2 separate regions of the Homo sapiens genome follow, and region 2 is linked to region 1. The links are chromatin loops, found by intact Hi-C in ENCODE. Cell type or tissue: PC-9. All regions are shown on one strand. Each heading gives the region's core, and the rest is flanking DNA. Links, peaks and the distances in the headings are about the cores only.

The links. A loop is a pair of places that touch in the nucleus more often than their neighbours do. Peaks named below come from ENCODE experiments on the same cell type or tissue, not always from the same donor. Only the 100,000 strongest peaks of a DNase experiment are listed, where the experiment ranks them.
Region 2: a loop joins it to region 1, with 23 times the contacts of the local background. A loop is called at or near these places in 18 of 110 quality-filtered maps.

What each region holds. Positions count from the first base shown.
Region 1 is chr3:141,103,034-141,108,413 of GRCh38, forward strand. The region is part of intron 2 of SPSB4 (splA/ryanodine receptor domain and SOCS box containing 4); the gene reads left to right. Among named protein-coding and RNA genes, the nearest start is that of SPSB4, 54 kb to the left of the region's middle. RefSeq lists an enhancer at 1-430. In PC-9, for the core only: CTCF peaks have their summits at 2,917 (motif pointing left) and 3,127 (motif pointing right); a DNase peak (open chromatin) is centred at 2,948; H3K27me3 peaks cover 13 bases.
Region 2 is chr3:140,919,661-140,925,040 of GRCh38, forward strand. No RefSeq gene overlaps it. Among named protein-coding and RNA genes, the nearest start is that of SLC25A36, 19 kb to the right of the region's middle. In PC-9, for the core only: CTCF peaks have their summits at 3,214 and 3,416; no DNase peak of the experiment used is centred there.

The DNA of each region.
Region 1 (5,380 bases), core at 108-5,107:
GGCCGCGCCTGTCCTGGGTGCTGCATAAAGCTGTTTGATGTCTCTGTTTTCCCAATACCTGATTGTTAACAACAGGGCTTTAGGAATCCCAGTGGCAAAGGGGCAGCCTCTGAAGACAGCAGCCTACACTGGCCTGGAGCCATGTCCCCCTCTGAGCTGGCTCCATTTGCAGACCTAGCATGCCCTTTCAAGGCACAATTAATTCTAAAGCAGGAGCTGATAACAGTGAACCCTGGGGTAGGCCACATCCCCCAAGGCAAGTCAACTAGGACTTGTTACTGAGCTACTCCAGGTCAGGCACAGTGTGGACACAGAGGGGCCCCACGACAGGGAGCAAAGAGCTTCCCATCCAGCTCACTCATCAACCCAAGGAAATGGCAGCATCGGAACAGCACACACTTTTGGTGCCCTCAGCTGTACACAATCCTGACCCTGAAAATGAATGGAAAAGACTCAGTTGGTGCCTGGGAAGGAATCAGCTTCTGTCCTGAAGTATATTAAAGAAAGGTCTTCTCAGGTGCTACTTGCTTGCAGTTCATTTATACCTCCCTGGTTACCTGCCTCCCATTCCCTCCGCACAACAAACCACAAATGAGAATGTAGGGTAGGTAAGGCCAGAGACAGGCACACCAGCCGCAACCCTCCAACAGCGAACTGCCTACCCACATGAGGGACACAGAACAGCCACAGCAAACAAGAACTCTTAAAGTGCAGCTGTCCGGAGCCATTCAGCAAAGGGGCATGAGGCCCAGCCCTCAGGAGCCAGGCAGAGCAAGGTTGTAGTACCAAAAATGACCTTTTTTTTTTTTTTCCTTCTAATTCTGAATCCTCCAGAATGGATTCAGTTATGTTTAGGGTGATTAGTTCAAGATCAGGGAATAATGAGTCTTAGAAAAATTCCCACCCAAAGAGATCATGCTCAAAGTAGGTTCGTCACTTAAAAGGACCATTGATCCGACAAATTCACTCATGTTGAGAAAGCTTTCCCCAACAGTTTCCAATAAATGAGGTGTCAGTGAAATGATCTCAGCAGTGAAATAAATAATACCAGCATTAAACTATAAAGCAGCCCCTAGAAGGGTGTGATTATCTAGTGAGGGGTACAGACAAGGAGTGCCTGCAGGTCCCTGCGGGTGCAGAATGACAGAGGGACTGGGCCGAGAGGAGGACCTTGTGCAGCATTGAAATGGGGCAGGAATGGGCTGGAGGGAGAGGGCAGGGGAAAAGCACTCCAGGCAGTGGGAGTGGCAGGAGCAAAGGCAAGGGGCTGGAATGTGCTTCATTTCTTGGGGAAGGGGAAGAAAGTACATGAGACTGGCAAGAGGGAAGTTTGTGGGTAGATTCCTTGAGGAGAGCCTGCTGGGGCCAGACTGTGACCTGGACACGCTGCAGACACCTCCCAGGTGGCTGCCACTGACCAGCCACAGAAGCTTCTTTGAGGGCCTCCCAGACACACCCCCAAGGATCTCCTCTGCATGGCAGATGGCTGGGGTTGTTTTTGGCAGCTTAGATTCTGGAAGTCTGTGGGAGGAGATGGCCAGGCGGGAATGAAAGGCTGCCAGACCTCGTGACCTGCACACAGGTGGCCGGTGTCAGGCAGGCAGTGGTGTCTGCAGACTTTGCTGCCCAGACCTGGGCAGGGCCTGCCAGGGCGTCCTGGGAGCCAGCACAGGCTGCGCGGCCGGCCCATCACAAGTGAGCCTTTGTGGCCCCGGTTTACGAAACCAGCCAAATATTTTCCTTGTCACTTTATGAGGTGCTAGGTCTACCCATTCAAGCTGGGAAAAATAAAGCGTCACAGAATTTGCGCCGTTAGAGTTGAGGAGGTTTGAAGTGAACCAATGCTCCTTTTAAAAGAATTCTGTGCCCCTGGGAAGGCCTGTCAGCCTGAGGGGTAGGAGTACACCCAAGATCCCACCTCTGGAAGGGATGGGTACCATCCAAGCCGCCTGCAGGTTTTACAGACGTAGAGAATGAGGCCCTGAGTCTGGAAAGTCTTCAGCCCACAAGGCGGATGGAGTCAGATGAATGAGGAGACTGAGTTCCTTAAATATCTTTAGCACCATACATTCAGGAACCATTTTAGCCTCTTTTTCACAGGTGAGGCCAGAAAGGCTCACAGAAAAGGGTGGATGGGAATTCTCCTTCAGAACTTCACTGCAAGGCAGAAAGGATTCCAGAAGGGCTTTGAGGCTGAGGTGCGTGGTGAAACGGGATGTTACACACTGAAGTTGAAAAGCATCCGCCTTGTGCAGTAAGCCAGTGGGCAGTCACCATTGCGCTGATTCCTGGCCTCCCACTGAGTTCCCACATCCCCTACAAAGCCCCATTTCTTACTGCCCATGGCCTATAATTTCATTGGTAGATCTGCTTCCCTTTTGCCTCTAGTAATAAGTTTCATTTATTGGGTACTTGCTATATTATGCCAAGCATTCCACTAGGTACCTCATTCATTCATTTAACTGAGATTTATCAAACACCTACTATATGCTGCCCCCCGAGGATGCAGCAGCCCTGTCTGGCGTAGTATTGAATCCATTGTTACAGATGGATCATTTGAGCTCAAAGAGAAGTGACTTGCCGAAGACATACAGCTAATACACGGCAGAGTTGAATTTCAAAGCCAGGCGGGTCTGACTTCAAGGTATGGCTTCTCTCCACTCCCTCATTGACAGGGTTAGGAAGAGGCAAGTAATTAATAAAGAAGACACAATGTAAGTAATCATAATTCTTTTCTTTGCCTTCAAAGTTATAATAAAATAGATTAAAGTTTTAAATGCTTACTACGTTTTTTAAAAAAATTTCTTTTCCATCTCCCTTTCCTGGTAAACTGCTTATTATCTTTTAGATGAAATAAAGATACACTTTCATAAAAGAGAATCCGTGATGGCCACTTAAAATTCCACACTACATGTGGTAACTACATCGCCACCTGGTGGTACAGATTTTGCATAACGGGATGTAAATCAAGAGCAAAGACAACAGCTATGGGCCATTGGAAGGGACTACAATTTGGAAGTGAGAATTCAGAGGTTCTAGTCTGTGCTCTGCCCTAGACTGGCCGTGGTGGCACTGAGTCAGCCACTCCAGCCCTCTAGGTGGCAGATCCTTTTTTTGCAGCTCCTGTGTGGGCTGGTGTCCCTGGAGACTCCGTTTTAACTTGGACATTCCCTCTTTATTGTCCTCCTATGTTGCACTGAACTCAAAGAAAAATGCTCAGGTGGGTTTTGAGGTACCAGTTGGGGAGATAGTGTGGGGCAAGGCTTTCTGGAGCCCTCGGGCCACTCCATGAAGGCAGCACCTCCTCCTCTAAGTGTGCACCTTGGCCTGGCCTCAGGTATCCCATTATGGCTTTTCACCCTCCCTGGGATCTGCTCTGACTGCAGTCCTCTTAAGGGCAGTTCTCACCCCATGCCTTTCTCACCAGACCAGAGACCCTCTACCACACCCTAGGGTATCCATCAGGAATTACCTCCGATCAGAGTTCAAGAAACCAAGTTCAGGGTCTAGGATGGGCTTAGCACAGCAGAAGTAGTTTGTTAGTTGTATTCTTTTATAAGGAACAGAAGACCTGACCCCAAACTGCCTTAAGTTAATAAAAGGAATATATGTGCTTTTGTCACTGAGTAATTGTAGTTGCTTTAGCCTCACCTGTAATCCCAGGTTCAAACACCATTGGCAGGGTCTGACGTCTCTCTCTCCATTTCTCAGCTCTTCTTCCTTCGTGTCTAGTGGCACCTTAGGGGTGTCTTATGGGGCTTTAGGCCCCACACCCTCAACCTACCTGAAATAACAGGATCTAAGCAGACAGTGTTTCCTAGATCTCCCATCTCACAGACCACCACTCCTGAGCCCCTCCTACATACACATTCTAGAGGCCTCTGTATGGGGTCATCTTTCTCAGGTCCCCAAATGACTTCAAGGAGGCCCTGGGTCCACCTGTTGCTCCTTCTTATTGCAGGCCATGCCCAGCACAAGTCCTGGAATCCACTCTCATGGGCCCCACTGGGATCTCAGGCTCACCCCTGAACCAGTCAGTCACAGTGGCCACTGGACTGGAATGTGCTGATTGGCTCAGCCTGGTCAGAGGCTCCACGCCTGGGGTTGGGATGGGGCAAAGCCTCAGGAAAAACACACTCCCCAAGGGATCTGAAATGTTTTACCTAAAGGGCAGGTGACGGATGCTGGAGGCAAAACCATCAGAAATCCATTAGTAATTAACATAAAAGTTAGTAGAATGGAAGTTCATACATTATTTATCTTTTGAGTAAATCAGAGTGATAAGACTATCTTAATGGTAATGTCGCTTCATTCACTGGAAAGGTGTGTTCATAGGAATGCAAAAGGCTTAGGAAAAAAATAAATAAGACGAGAAGAGTCTGTTCAGCGACAGAGAAAACAGAGTTGGGCCTGGCCTCTGTCCTGTCCCCACTATGTGTCCATCCAGGGCAAGGACAGTATTGGTGAAGACATGTTTCAACAATGCCTTCAACTCAGCCCTGAAGAAGAAAGGTAGTCCCTTAGGTTTCTGAGTTTCCTTCTGGGAGTCTGTCTTGCATGTGAATATCATCCTGTAACTATTGGGACAGCCTTACATCCCCTCTGCTAGTCTCTAAAATTGACTTGAAGATTTTTATTTGTGCCCAGGCACAGTGGCTCAGGCCTGTAATCCCAGCACTTTGGGAGGCCAAGACAGGTGGATCACCTGAGGTTAGGAGTTCAAGACCAGCCTGGGCAACATGGTGAACTTTTCTCTACTAAAAGTACAAAAATTAGCCAGGCATGGTGGCTCAAGCCTGTAATCCCAGCTACTTGGGAGGCTGAGGCACGAACATCACTTGAACGCAGGAGGTGGAGGTTGCAGTGAACCGAGATCACACCACTGCACTCCAGCCTGGGCAACAGAGCGAGACTCTGTCTTAAAAAAAAAAATAAAATAAAAGATTTTTATTTGTCTGCGGTGGCCTCTTTCGCTGTTCTGTCCTGCTTGGGCTAATGTTTAAAATTCCAGATAGAGTGTCCAAGTGGGCAGGGCCTTAGGGACTCTGGTGCAAGCCCCTTCTGCTGTGAATGGGGGCCAGCGAGGGTCAGAGTCTTACTGAATTCACAGAGCTAGTTAAATCACCGAGCTCAGGAGCCTCTGCCTGGCAACCCCTTCTCGTGGGAGTCTCGTTACCACAGGGTTCCCAAGCAGGCAGACAGAGAGGCAGCCAAGGTGAAGGCCCCGATGACACCTTTGCTATGAATAACCCACAAAATCAATTACTGCAGTGGGCAGAGCAGCAGCCAGGCCCTTCACTGTGTGCTGCTGGGCGCATGTACTGAGATCACTTCTTGCTGCAGGGCTTCCCTTCCTAATTGTATTTTGCTCAAACTAATG
Region 2 (5,380 bases), core at 276-5,275, 180 kb before region 1:
CTTTATTTTTCAGAGCAGTTTTAGGTTCACAGCATAACTGATGAGAAAGTACAGAGTTCCCACATACGTCCCGCTGCCACATGTGCATAGCCTACCCCATGATCAACATTCCTCCTGCACCACAGTTGCATATTTGTTAAAATCTGTGAACCTTTAGTGACATGTCATTGTCAATTCAAAGTTCATAGTTTGCATTGGGGTTTAGTCTTGGTGTTGTACACTCTATGGATTTTGACAAATACATAATGACATGTATCCACCATTATAGATTCATAGAGAATAGTTTCACTGCCTTAAAAATCCTCTCTGCTCCAGTAAAACAAACTACCAACAGAGTAAATAGACAACCTACAGAACAGGAGAAAATATCTGCAAACCACGCATCCAACAAATTGGATCCAGCAAATCCAAAAGATTCTGCATCCAGAATCTATAAGGAACTTAAATCAACAAACAAAAAACAAATAATCTCACTAAAAAGTGAGCAAAGGGCATGAACACACTTCTGAAAAGAAGACATACAAGCTCCACCAAACATGTCAGAAAATGCTCAGCATTACTAATCATCAGAGAGATGCAAATCAAAACCACAATGAGACACCATCTCACAACAGTCAGAATGGCGACTATTAAAAAGTCAAAAAATAACAAATGTTGGCAAGGTTGCAGAGAAAAAGTAGTGCTTATACACTGTTGCTGAGAATGTAAACTAGTTGAGCAACTGTGGAAAGCAGTTTGGAGATTTCTTAAAGAACTTAAAACAGAACCACCTTTTGACCCAGCAATCCCACTACTGGGTCTATACTCAAGGAAAATAATTTATTCAATCAAAAAGACACATGCACTTGTATGTTCATTGCAGTATTATTTACAATAGCAAAGACATGGAATCAACCCAAGTGCCTATCAAGAGTGGACTAAAGAAAATGTGGTACATATACATCATGGCATAGCATGAGCCATAAAAAAGAACAAAATTATGTCTTTTGCGGCAACATGGATGCAGCTAGAAGCCATTATTCTAAATAAATTAATACAAAAACAAAACAAAATAACACATATTCTCACTTATAAATGGCAGCTAAACACTGGGGACACACTGAGACAAAGATGGGAACAATAGGCACTGGGGACTCCAAAAGGGGAGAGGGAGGGAGAAGAGCAGGGGTTGAAAAACTGCATGTTCACTATTTGGGTGACAGGATTAATAGAAGCCCAAACCTCAGCATCATGCGATATATTCGTGTAACAAATGTGTGCATGTACCCCCAAATCTAAAATTTAAAAGAAATCAAGTATCTAATAAACAACATATCTCATCCATATCTCATCCTCTGTTCTCTGCCTAGTCATCCTTTGCTCTCCCCAACTCCTAGCAACTACTGATCTTTTTACTGTCTTCATAGTTTTGCCTTTCCAAGAATGCCATATAGTTGGAATTATCTAAGATGTAGTACTTTCAGATTGGCTTCTTTCACTTAATGATATGCACTTAAGTCTCCTCCATGTCTTTTCATGGCTTGATAGTGGGTATCTTTTTACTGCTGAATAATATTCCACTGTATGGAAGTACCTCCATAGTTTATTTATCCATTCACATACAGAAGGGCATCTTGGTTGCTTCCAAGTTTGGACAATTATGAATAAAGCTATTATAAACATCCATGTGCAGGTTTTGTGTGGACATAATTTTGTAGTTCATTTGGATAAACAGGACATAGTAGAAGTAACTTTAGTTTGTAAGAAACTGTCCAACTATCTTCCAAAGTGGCTGTGCAATTTTGCATTCCCACTGGCAGTAAATGAGAGTTCCTATTGCTCCATGTCCTCACCAGCATTTTGTATTGTCAGTGTTTTCGATTTTGGCCATCCTAATGGGTGTGTAATGGTATCTCATTGCTGTTTTAATTTGCAATTCCCTAATGACATAAGATGTTGAACATCTTTTCACATGCTTATTTGGCATCTGTGTATCTTCTTTAGTGAGATGACCAGGTCTTTTGCCCATTTTTAAAATCAGATTGTTTATTTTCTTATTGTTGAGTTTTAAGAGTTCTTTGTATATTTTGGATAACAGTCTTTTTCAGATATGTTTTGCAAATATTTTGTCCTAGGCTGTGACTTGTCTTCTTACCTTCATGACTTGGCTTCACTTTTTTATTTAAATCTTTGATCCACCTGGAAATTATTTTGATCTAAAGAATGAGGTTAGGAATCCAGGTATTGTTTGGTTTTTATAGATATGCTAATTCAGTTATCTCAACATGACTTATTGAATAATTTATCTTCCCCCAGTGATTTGAAATGCCACTTTCATGCTAAATTTTCATATGTACTTAGATCTAAAAAACAGAATGCTTTTTAAAGTCTGTATTTTGTGGTTACTTAAAATAGAGGGCACCTATATATACCTAACATTATAAACCACTGTTGTGTAACTGCATTGGGCTGGGATTTCCCCAAGGACTTATTGGGGACTCCATGAGAACAGAGGCCATTAGCCTGGGAGCTCCTTGAACTTGTCTACTCTCTCAAACTGACCATTCCCTAAGGGCAGGAATCCAACTGTACCTATAAAGAGGCCTTCCCACAAAAAGACATTCCTTCCCCCATTAGATAAAAGGGCCCTTTTGCTTCTGTGAAGATGAGAATGCCAAAGGCAGAGGCTGTGGCCTCTGTATCATCTCCACAAATCACTGGATACCTGCCTGGAATACTGGCCATTCTCTCCTCTTTATTGATTGTCTCTCCACTTCTTAAAACTGTGTTCCTGGCCTCAGGGCCTTCTGAAGAGAGGGTGGCAATGTGTGTTGTGGACCAAGTAAAAGTGATGACCACCTCTGTTTGGTGTCCAGAGCTGACATTCCTCCTGGACAGCAGAAAAACACTTGGGGATAGAGGGTTGCCTTCCCTTCAAAGTCAGGCCTCTCAGGAAGTCAGGTTCCTTACTTCTTGGCCAGCTCAGTGGTCTGGGCAGGAAGAAAAGGTCTTCAGCTTCGTGACCTCTGCATGTCCCATTCCTCACCTCCTCCAGAACTGTTTTGCTTTCCTCTGCATTGCCAGCTGCTGCCCTCCCCACCCTGGGCTTCTCCTTCCTTTTGAATGTTTTATTTTCCTTTTCATAAAAGATAAGTTTGCAGCTTTCCTTAAGAGATCAGGATGGAGTTGAGCAGAGAGTCCTCTAGGTGGAGTAGTTATCTATGGAGACACAAAGAAGGGGATGTTGATGAAACCCTCAGTATCATCAGTGAGGGTTTCATCAATATCCCCTTCTTTGTCTCACCACAGATAACTACTCAGGAACCTGAATTGGGGGAGTTTTAGTATTTTCAAGAATTCCACATGTCAAAGTTACTCACTGCTGCCCAGACTTTGTGTTAGCAAAAATTCATTATTATTATTTCATAAGGAATAAATTAATAAAACATGCAATTAAATGTTCCCTTTTAGCAACTCTATATCATTAAGGCCTGCAGGCTCAGGTCTCCACTGATGAGCTTGCTCCGCAGGCAGATCTGAGACAGAGGCTCAGCTGCTCAGGTGAGATGGGGCAGCCAGCAGCCCTCCGCTGAGCCCCACAGTAAGCAGTGGAGGGAGAGACTAGCGCAGAGGACAGAAGGGCACTAAGGGATGTCAGGGAGGGGTTGGGAGGTTGGAGGGTGCATTTCCAGCTCTGATACTCACCACTGTTTTCACTAGAGTCTCTGTTTCTTCATATCTAAGATGATGGTGGCAATTCCCTCTCACATGATTGTCATGAGGATGAAATGAAGCTGCATATAAAGCAGGTATCTGGCATATAGGGACTTGAATGGCACTTACTATTCCAATCAAGTCATCCAAGACTCATTACAGTGGCCTTGTTGTAGTCATGGAAAGTGTTCATAGATTAGCACCTCATACTGCAATGATGAATTTGGGTTGATAATTATTTTACTTTATTTTATTTTATTTTTTTGAGAGGCAGAGTCTCACTCTGTCACCCAGGCTGGAGTGCAATGGCACAATCTCGGCTCACTGCAACCTGCGCCTCCCGGGTTCAAGTGATTCTCTGCCTCAGCCTCCCAAGTAGCTGGGATTACAGGCACATGCCACCACACCCAGATAATCTGTTGTATTTTTAGTAGAGACGGGGTTTCACCGTGTTAGCCAGGATGGTCTCGATCTCCTGACCTTGTGAACCTCCCACCTCGGCCTCCCAAAGTGATAATTATATTTTTATAAAAGATGCCATGCATTTTCTCTTTTTGTTTGTTCTTGATTGACTAAAACAGCAGAAGGTGCCATGTACTTTCTTCCTCATCCCCACCCACTTACTCTCCCCCTTATCTTTGGCCCTCCATCTAGCAGAAAATCTGTATTCCTCTATGAGTACTCTAAGCCACACCTACAATCGCCCTAATCTAACATGACTGATGTCCTTATAAGAAGAGGAGACTGGAACACAGATACACACTGACAGACAACCATGTGGCAGGGTCCCAATGAGAAGGCAGCCATCTGCAAGCTAAGGAGCAAGACCTTAGAAGAAACCAAGCCTCCCAAAATGTCCATCTTGGGCTTCTAGCCTCCAAAACTGTAAGCAAATTTCTGTTGGTGGAGCTACCTGATCTGTGGTACTTTTTGTTATGGCAGCTCCAGCAAACTCATACTACCCACCTCTTCACGTGGCTGGCTCCTTCTTATTCTCTGTTTTCAGCATGAATGTCATATCCTCAGAGAGTGTGCCCCTAACCACTCGGTCTAAACAACACCCTCCTCTCATTTGTTTTTCCATAAAATTGTTTACATTGTAAAATTATTTTACTTACTGACCAGTGTATTGTCTGTTTTACAATAGAATATAACTTCAGCGACAGCTGTCACCTTGTCTGTCTTACTGCTCTGCTAGGACAGTACTTGGCACAGGGTAGGCATGTGGAAAAATATTTCTTGGATGTCCATGTTGCCAAGTGCCAATGAAGCTACAGAGACAAATATGAGATGGCTCCCAGCCTGGGACAGCACAGTGCCTTTCGTATGCCAGGAATCTTGGCACTCAGGGAGTACATGAGCCCAAGGTGTGGACAGAACGGGGTCTGGTGAGGTCAGCCCAGAGCTGCGGAGGCCTAAAGTAGGGGAGAGAGATTTTCCAGAGGGAGGCATATCTGAAAGCCCAAAAGAATGAAACAACTGTGTGAGTATGAACAACAGCAGCAGCTCAGCAGGCCTAGAGTAACTTGTGCTTGTTCAAGGCAGGAGGGTGGGAGGGAGAGGTAGACACGGATTTCACCATGAAAGGCTTGAGTGCCAAGCTAAGGGATTTGAACTTTCTTTTATCTATTCCCACCCCTCCTCTCCCTTATAAGTAGAAAAATGAATAAATTCAACCTACAAGGTT